Regions from separate parts of the Homo sapiens genome. Here region 1 is linked to region 2. A link is an interaction called in ENCODE POLR2A ChIA-PET data of the cell type or tissue named here. Cell type or tissue: Panc1. All regions are shown on one strand. Each heading gives the region's core, and the rest is flanking DNA. Links, peaks and the distances in the headings are about the cores only. Region 1 overlaps GULP1 (GULP PTB domain containing engulfment adaptor 1). Region 2 overlaps LINC01090 (long intergenic non-protein coding RNA 1090).

The links. Peaks named below come from ENCODE experiments on the same cell type or tissue, not always from the same donor. Only the 100,000 strongest peaks of a DNase experiment are listed, where the experiment ranks them.
Region 1: POLR2A ChIA-PET joins it to region 2 with 6 read pairs; 2 of 35 experiments call an interaction of 5 or more read pairs at or near these places.

What each region holds. Positions count from the first base shown.
Region 1 is chr2:188,320,500-188,324,908 of GRCh38, reverse strand. The region is part of intron 1 of GULP1 (GULP PTB domain containing engulfment adaptor 1); the gene reads right to left. Among named protein-coding and RNA genes, the nearest start is that of MIR561, 25 kb to the right of the region's middle. In Panc1, for the core only: no CTCF peak of the experiment used is centred there; no DNase peak of the experiment used is centred there; H3K4me3 peaks cover 491 bases; H3K27ac peaks cover 4,000 bases.
Region 2 is chr2:188,256,600-188,261,008 of GRCh38, reverse strand. All of the region lies in intron 1 of LINC01090 (long intergenic non-protein coding RNA 1090), which reads left to right. Among named protein-coding and RNA genes, the nearest start is that of LINC01090, 29 kb to the left of the region's middle. In Panc1, for the core only: no CTCF peak of the experiment used is centred there; no DNase peak of the experiment used is centred there.

The sequences.
Region 1 (4,409 bases), core at 328-4,327, 64 kb before region 2:
CTGACTTCTGTGTTTTGATACTTCTTCCTTTGTAGATAATGTCTTTCTCTCCTTTGAGATCATCTCCTAATTCCTTAGGTTCTGTAGTTTTATCATGATGTGTCTATATTTAGATTTATCTTTATTTTACTCAGAGTGTAATGTCAATCTGAAAACTCATGTCTTTCCTCAAATTTGAAACATAATGAGCCTACACTTCTAAATAAAATTGATATTTCAACCCTTGAAATAATACATGCATCTAATAAGGGAGGGTATTATAATAAAATTGATATTTAATTTATTTAATATTTGATTTAACTTTTTAAATATTTCTTAAATACCAATTTAAATTGTTTAAATACTTAAGCTGAAGTAAAAACTTAAAGGTTCTTAAGTCACTATATTCAATGTCTTTAAAGTTCAACTTAAAATGTACAGGCATCTAATAAGGGAGGGAAAAATCTTCATTTGTCATTTAAAAGAAGGCTCTTCTGAATATTATTCTTCTTGAAGATAGAGCATTGAAAAGTTTATGGGCATTTTATATGTTCACTAAGCAATTATTTTTAGAGGCTTAGTAACAGCATGTTCCCTGGAAAATGATTCAGGGGCATCAGAGACTCTACAACAAATTTAATTAATAGTGCTGACATTCAGTCATTTACTCATTTAGTCCTAAGTAAACACAAGAAGAGTGGTCAGAGTAATCACAGACATCTCTGTGCATGAGTAGCATGAGGGTTCTGACTGAGGGCCTTCTTTAGACATTAGGATGTCTTATAATTAAATCCTTATTTTCTTATTCCTCTCATTAGGCCCTTGGACTAAGTTTAAGACAAATATATCTAGCACTAAATTTTGCTATGCTAAGCACATGGTTTTGAAAATATAAGAAGGCATAAAAGCAAATTAGTATATTCAGGAGCCTAACTATATGACACAATTATTTAAATTAATAAAACTTTTCACATAGCCTATTTGCAAACTTGTGACATTTTTCTTGTCTAGTATCTTGCTGCCCAGAAGGTAAATCATAGAGGAGAGAGCAAAATTGAGAGGATACGCCAGCAATCCCCTCCACTTAAAAATTTGAAATTGGCCTTAGGATTCATAAGTGACCACAGCTATAATAGTTCTAAATGACTACATTTAATGAGCACATACAAAACTGAAAAAAAAAATAGGAAAACAGTGATAGTAAAAGCAAACTTCCCTTTCCCTAACTTTGTACACACATACACACACACACACACACACACACACACACACACACACATATCTTCAGATATCTCCTTAATGGCACATTTTCATTCAATTTGCACTCACAAACTCCTTAACTGCACACTTTTTGGAGAAGGAAGTGATTTCTCTGTGGGCAGCAAAAAAATTGAGGATTCTTCAGGATATTGTTTAAATAAATATTAAAATAACAGTCCTTCATGAATAAGTGGTTATTCATCCTTTAAACATTTATTGCCAACTGCAACTGTGCATGCAAAGAGTGGAGTCCCTAGAATATAAAAGAATATGTACCACAGCACAGCCTATGTTCAGGGCAGTTACAAAGGGAACAGATCTAAAACTAGATATACCTGACTCTAAAACCCATGCCTTTCTTCTGTGCTGAGATTGCAATCTAGCTACAACACAGTAAAATACAATGAAATAAAATAAAATCGCAGGAAGTACAATGGCAATTCAGGGAGAAGAGGAGATATTCACTCTGTCTGCAAAGGATTAAAAGAGAACCCAAGCAGCTTAAGGTGAGAGGCAAAATGTGAGCTGGATCTGGAAGAGTGTCGATATTTACAGACAAATAAATTTATATTGGTTTTTAGGAAAACTCAACGAAGAGAAGAAAGGACAGCAAACGCAAAGGTAAAATCTCCTAAGGATGCAGTGATTGTCCAGTTTGTATCAAGTAGGGGGAGGAATGAGAACATAAGCACAGTGCAGATGGTAGAGCAAATAGAGGGTAAAGATAAAGAGGTCTTGACAAAAGGCAGAACTTTGAAGGCTTTTGGCCAGAATAAAACATGATCAGGGCTGCCATGAACAAGAGTGAGAAAATACCTAAGACTGGGAGAAAAGAATTTCAAACCACAGGCAAGAGGTATTGAAGGCCAAAGTCAGGGTCAGGGAAGTAGTGGGAATGCACACTGGCTGGCTTTGACGTACTACTCAGCCATAAAGTCTACAACTTCAAATAAATGTGACCTTTACCACAAAGAGCTAAGTGAGAGTGGCACAAGAAACTGTAGTCAATATACATTTCCAAAATAAACCTTTATAAAACAGCTGAAATAACAAAGGTAGAGAAGAATTGCAGTGTTGTGAGAAACTGAGAAATAGCGACAGAAATACCTGGTAAAAGAATAGCTACAAATTTGGATAACAAACCACCATGAATACTATTATATCCAGCCACGTTATAAACTATTTTAATGCCATTTGGAGGAGATCTAGAATTAAGCTGAAATCAGCTTTAACTTTCTCTTTTTCTCTAAGGTATTACAAAGTTCATGCCATGAGAATAGGACAAACTAACGAGGTTATATTGTTTCTTCATTTACAACCTCACCTAGCAGCCAATGCCAACCTCTTCCTCTACCCCTAAAAAAAAAAGCTCTAAAATATAAATGCAGCATACTGAATTATACTCTATAATGATTAATACACTGTATAGAGAACACTGTGTATACAATTTGAAAATAATGAAGCAGAAGAATTTTTGATCATGTTGTTGATGATTCCTACTTAAAACCTGAAACCCCTGCAAATTAAAGGGCAAGTTTTGTAATGCACAAATTTTTTCCCATCAACTCAGTGGTGATACTTTAGATAATTTTAAGTGATTCCTGGGTAATTTTATTTTATTCATTTATTTATTTATTTATTTTTGAGACAGAGTTTCACTCCTGTTGTCCAGGCTGGAGTGCAATGGCACAATCTTGCTCGATCTTGGCTCACTGCAACCTCCGCCTCCTAGGTTCAAGAGATTCTCATGCCTCAGCCTCCCAAGTAGCTGGGATTACAGGCATCTGCCACCACACCCGGCTAATTTGTATTTTTAGTAGAGTTGGTGTTTCACCATGTTGGTCAGGCTGGTCTCAAACTCCTGACCTTAGGTGATCTGCCCGCCTCTGACTCCCAAAGTGCTGGGATTACAGGTGTGAGCCACCATGCTTGGCTACCTGAGTAATCTTTTAACTCTGTGATCCTTTTTACTTTACTATTTAATGTGTACTGAAAAAAAAAAGATATAGAAGACTACATTTCCCCTTTAAATATATTTAAGTTTTTAAAAAGTTTATTTCAATAAAAATACATCTATACAAGTGATAAACAGTGCCAGTAATACAATAAAATCTTATATGTGAAAAACATTTTTAGCATGTTAGCACACTAAACTTACTGCCACAGATAATTTCATCAGAACGTTATCTTTTAGTAGTTTTCTACTCAATCCCAGTTTATGGAAAAATCAGGTCTATTGTATTAGACTCAGTATTAGTATCAAATATAACAACAATATCTAGAATTTGGTTTATATTAATTTACAAAGAAAACATTTCATCTATTGGATATGCCATTTTCAAATCTTTTGAAATTGGTTTACATAGTTAGAAATTATAAAAGCAGAATCAGAAATTACAGATATAAAGATTGGTGTGTTGAAGACAGAAAAATAAATTGATCCATTAAAATCAATACAATGCTTGAATTTCGCATTCAAATTTTAACTTCAAAAAAAGGTTGAGTATTGTTTCTTCAAAGGAAGTGATTTAACCACATGCCAGGAAAAGCTTGAAATAGGTAATTCTTTTAAAATAGCCTATAGTAGAAATTCCTTTTAAAGTCAACAGGAAATTCATTAAACATGAATATATACCAAGGGCGGAAATAAGACCATTAAGTCTAGAAATATAGGAAACTGTTTTTTTGAAGTAGTCTACATTTCACTCTGAAGGACAGTTGGTTTCTTTTCCTTTTGTAGGTGTTTTTTTTTTTCTGGAGGAGGAGAGTACAAAAATTTTTAATTTCAAAGATTAACATGTCTGAAAACATATCCTAGATAGTACATAGATAAGGTTTTTGTTATTAAAACATTACTGAGTTTTGCAAATTTTAGGTAAAATCTTAAAATTTTAGTTTATGTTATTTCCATTTAAATTGAAGATTGCCCATATTCACATAGAAGATGAATGTTGAAGGATTATGTATAGAAAATCCATACATACTTAAACTTTATGATGCAGCATCTATTTTGAAAGCCTGTTTGTTTTATTTTTTTTAACAAAACATGCTTCTCAGAAAATATGTTTATATGTTGCATTGCATTGCTATAGCCCAAATGCATACATTTTTGTAAAATACCAAGAGTCAAAGTGCTGTATAAACTTTTGTCAGGACATAGGAAAGAAGGT
Region 2 (4,409 bases), core at 241-4,240:
CTTTTGTTAATTTTTTTTCGGCCGGGAGCAGTGGCTCACGCCTGTAATCCCAGCACTTTCGGAGGCCGAGGTAGGCAGATCACCAGGTCAGGAGATTGAGACCATCCTAGTTAACACGGTGAAACCCCGTCTCTACTAAAAATATAAAAAATTAGCCGGGCGTGGCGGCGGGCGCCTGTAGTCCCAGCTACTCGGGAGGCTGAGGCAGGAGAATGGCGTGAACCCGGGAGGCAGGGCCTGCAGTGAGCCGAGATTGTGCCACTGCACTCCAGCCTGGGCGACAGAGTGAGACTCTGTCTCAAAAAAAAAAAAAAATTCTATTGTTCTTCTAGTCTCTATTTCATTAATTTATGCTCTGATCTTTATTACATTCTTCTTTCTACTCACTTTGAGCTTACGGTCTTCCTTTTCTCGTTTTTATGTAGATAATGTTAGGTTGTTTACTTGAGATCTTTTTTTTTTTTTGATGTAGGCATTTATTGCTATCAGATTCCTTCTTAGAACTGCTTTCACTGCATCATATACAGTTTGATATGCTGTATTTCCATTGTTGTTTGTGTCAAGATAATTTTTAAATTTTCTTTTTGCCCTATTTAGTGTTCAGGAACTTGTTGTTTAATTTCCATGTATTTGGGAATTTTTCTAAATTCTTCCAATTGATTTCTAGCTTCATGAAGCATAGAAGCACTTTTTTATTGAAGATAAAATTACAGATTTAGTATTTGAGAAACCAAAAAAATGGTGTCAACTACCACATTTTTTCAGGAATAATAATATATTTTTTGCTTGCTGCTTAGAATAACTCAAAGCAACATAGACAATATTTTATGACACAGTTTAAAAGCAAGATGACTTAATATTTAACAATTGTATAATATTTTAATTAGCCCAAAATACTTTTTTCCTAGATTTTAAAGATGTTTACATTTTGTCACATTTGTCATTTAAAAGAGAAAATTATAGATACAGTTGAATGTCCATTTCTGCAGTCAATCCTTGTACCTCCCTTTTTAAAGGCATATAGTCTATCGACATTTATAGGATTGTTAGTTCAGATTTTAAGTTTACATACATTATACCAAATGGTAATAAACTTTTAGAACTGGCCATTCTAACTCAACATGATTATATATTTACCAATGTTGATATGTCTAGAACTTGTTCATTCTTTCATTTTAGTTGTGCATAGTATGCTGTTGGACAGTATACTATTATTTATCTTTTGTATAAATTTGATGAAGTTTATATATTCTAGGTTCTGTTTTTCAGTTGATTATGTTGAAAATATTTTCCTTCAGTCTGTGTTGTAGTTTTGGCTAAAAAATTTTAATAGAAAAATATAACTCATTTTTCTTACACATTATTTTAACTACAGGAAGAGAAAAAAAACCCCAGAACATTAAGTAAGACTACTGAAACAAGCTAAATAGGTGATATTGCATGTAAACATACATACATCTTTCTATTCATAGACAAGACACAATAAAAAATCTTGGATGAAATACTTCGATTTGCATATATTACACATTTTCTTTTTTGCTGGTTGATTAATGACTGCAAAGAAACTTGAACTCATTTTATGTGGAGAACACTGGTAAAGAAAAAGACACAAGAAATTCTGAAAAAGTACCTGAAAGTGAAGATCCTAAGAGTGAATTGGATCTTATTAAATAAAAAGCTGTTGTTTCTATTCTGTGGTATTTAGAGTTGGGAGTGGTTATATGCATGTTATTTATTCACTCATACAGTCATTTAAGAGTTTTATTTTCTTAATTATTTAGTAAAATTTACCAATACGAGGTAAGAATCAAGGTGAAGACTTATTTTTATTTAAGTGGAAAGTAATACAAAGTTTTATAGTTGAAGGAAACAGTTTGCAGCTGAGTTTGCAGCCATTTTATTTTGGAGGTCCCTTGGATTTTCCCAGTAGGTTCTGGAGTCATTTCTACATTTTTTCTTATGAAATTTGGTGATTATTATGTTAAGTATTGGTAAATGTGGTCATATCAAAACTATGTTATTTGTATTCTGGCAAACTTTTACACTAATCATACATTGTATGACAAGCAAGAATTTCAAGGAAGTACCTAGTCTGGTCTCTTTTATGCCTGATTATTTTTATGTCTATATCCATATAACTCTCCGTTATGATACTCTGTTTCTCTAAACAGTGTATCTCTCAGTTTATTCTCTTTTTTTAATTAAAATTGGAGACACAACAGGATAGAAATTGTGTGTTTTGTTCAAATGGTGTGCCTTCAACTCATAGAAAAGTGTGTGACATATAAATGACATCCTGTTTATATTCATTGAATATTTGCTGAATAAATGGAACAAACAAGGCCTAAACAGTTACATCATTCCCCCAAATCATACAAAGTATTTTTTCTGTGACAACCCATTTCCCCTCCATACTCCTCAGTCTGACAATTTAGTGTTTCGGACCCCTGTTCCTTTCATCCACATCTCCCTAGTCTACTGAAACATTCAGAACTACTCTGCCTTTTTCTTTCCAGCTCCTAATTATACTCCTAGATTTTACTAAGGCAGTTTAATATTTTATTTCTTCACAAGTTGTATAATCTCTTAGAAAGTTATATTCCATATTCCTGACAGATAGTGTATCATTATCCCTTCAGATTTAGCTGCATTTGTACTGCTAGGGTTATTACTAATCTTTTCTTTCTTTTTATTTTCCTTATCTCAAATTCTCAGCTCTAGTAAATCTGTGCTTTAACTATAATTTTTTAAAACTATTATCCTCAAATGATGAATGTGGGTGATAAACTCTCTGAATATTTGACTATTAACAAATATCTTTCTCTCTTCCAGGAGACTGGTATCTTGTCTGTCTAAAGAATGATTAGTTTATCATCCTATTTTCTCAGTAGTCTGAGTATTAATCCTTTGCTTTCTAGCAGATAAGAAGTTGGACACAAATGATTCTTATTCTTTGCAAGTGACTTGTTCTTTCTACCTGGAAGCTTGTAACGCTTCCTTATAATTTTGCAGTTCAAAAATTCAGATTGTGCCTTCACATAAATCTATTTCATCAACATTACTTGGAATTTGATGAGGCATTTTAATCTGCAAGCTTAAATATTTATTTAGCTTGGAGAAAATTTCTTTTACTATTTGATCATTTCATCTTTTCCATGTAGTCTTTTTTCCTTCTGCTAGAACTAATATTCTTCAAATGTTACATTAGTTGCCTGTACTATCCTTTACATCTCTCATCTTCACTCACATTTTCCATGTGTTAGTGCTTTTGTGTTGCTTTTTGTGGTATTTCTTCCTCTGGATCCTCTATTTGAGATTTCAAGTGTCCATACCCTAATATATCTGCAGAGTGTCTTTTATTGTGAAGATGTGTTTTATTTTCAGAAATATTTCCTATAAATGTTCTTCCTTAAAAGTTCTTCCTCAGAGGTTCTATTTAAATAAAGAACTATGCTAAATGTTTTGTTGCTCTTCTTTGAACAGACTGTTGGACCCTCAGGTGAATGATTACGTGTTTGTTCTTCTCACTATATCTCAGGTGCAGTTGCCATAGTACTGTCCTGGGTTGAGAAAATGGAATTGGAATGGAGATTTGTGTGCACTGTCTTTAATAGGGAGTGGTTTTTGGACTAACACCTATGGACAGTTGAAAGCCACCTTTGGTAGTACTTTTGAAAGCTGGCGAATATGTTCATCATTCCTGAGGGCAATCTGGACAGTGAACGAACATCACTATAATTTCAGGCAGCAGTGAACGTGATGGAGAGAACCAGTGTCTCTCCTGTTATAAGCCAATAGCAGCAGCAGCAGCAGATTATTAGACCCTATCACTGCTACCAGGAAAAATCCACTTTGGCTCCTTGGATTCTCTCAGCTTAAAAGCTAAAGAAGGCTTGGCTTCCTTTCCAATTTCTCAGAAAATTTTGAACAGAAACATGAGGCATAGTCGCATTAACTTATAGGGATTTCCAAATTATGGAAAGTCATGCTTATGCACAACCATGGATCCTAGATACAGTTCTTTGAACCCAGTCTACTGCCTGGCTAGGAAGGAAAGAGGGCTTCAAACTGTTGGCTTCATTCAGGGTTTGCCTGTTGTCCTCAAAAAAGACAGAAGGATTGGTTCTGTCTTTACAATATATCTACCTCACCTCCTCTAACTAGGGCCAAGCCATTATTGTTTCTCTCCTAGAGCCCAGTAATACCCTCTCAACTATTCTTCCTGCTTTCATACTTACCCATTTTAGTCTTAATATTGTAGCCAGAGTGATCTTTTTAAAATATAAGTCAGATTATGTCACTCCTCTAGTCAAAATTTTTTTCTATTTCACTTGTAGCAAGTCAGTCCTTAAAATAGCACAAGACTCAGTACAATCTCTACTAGTCACCTCTCTCTGCCCCCTCCACCA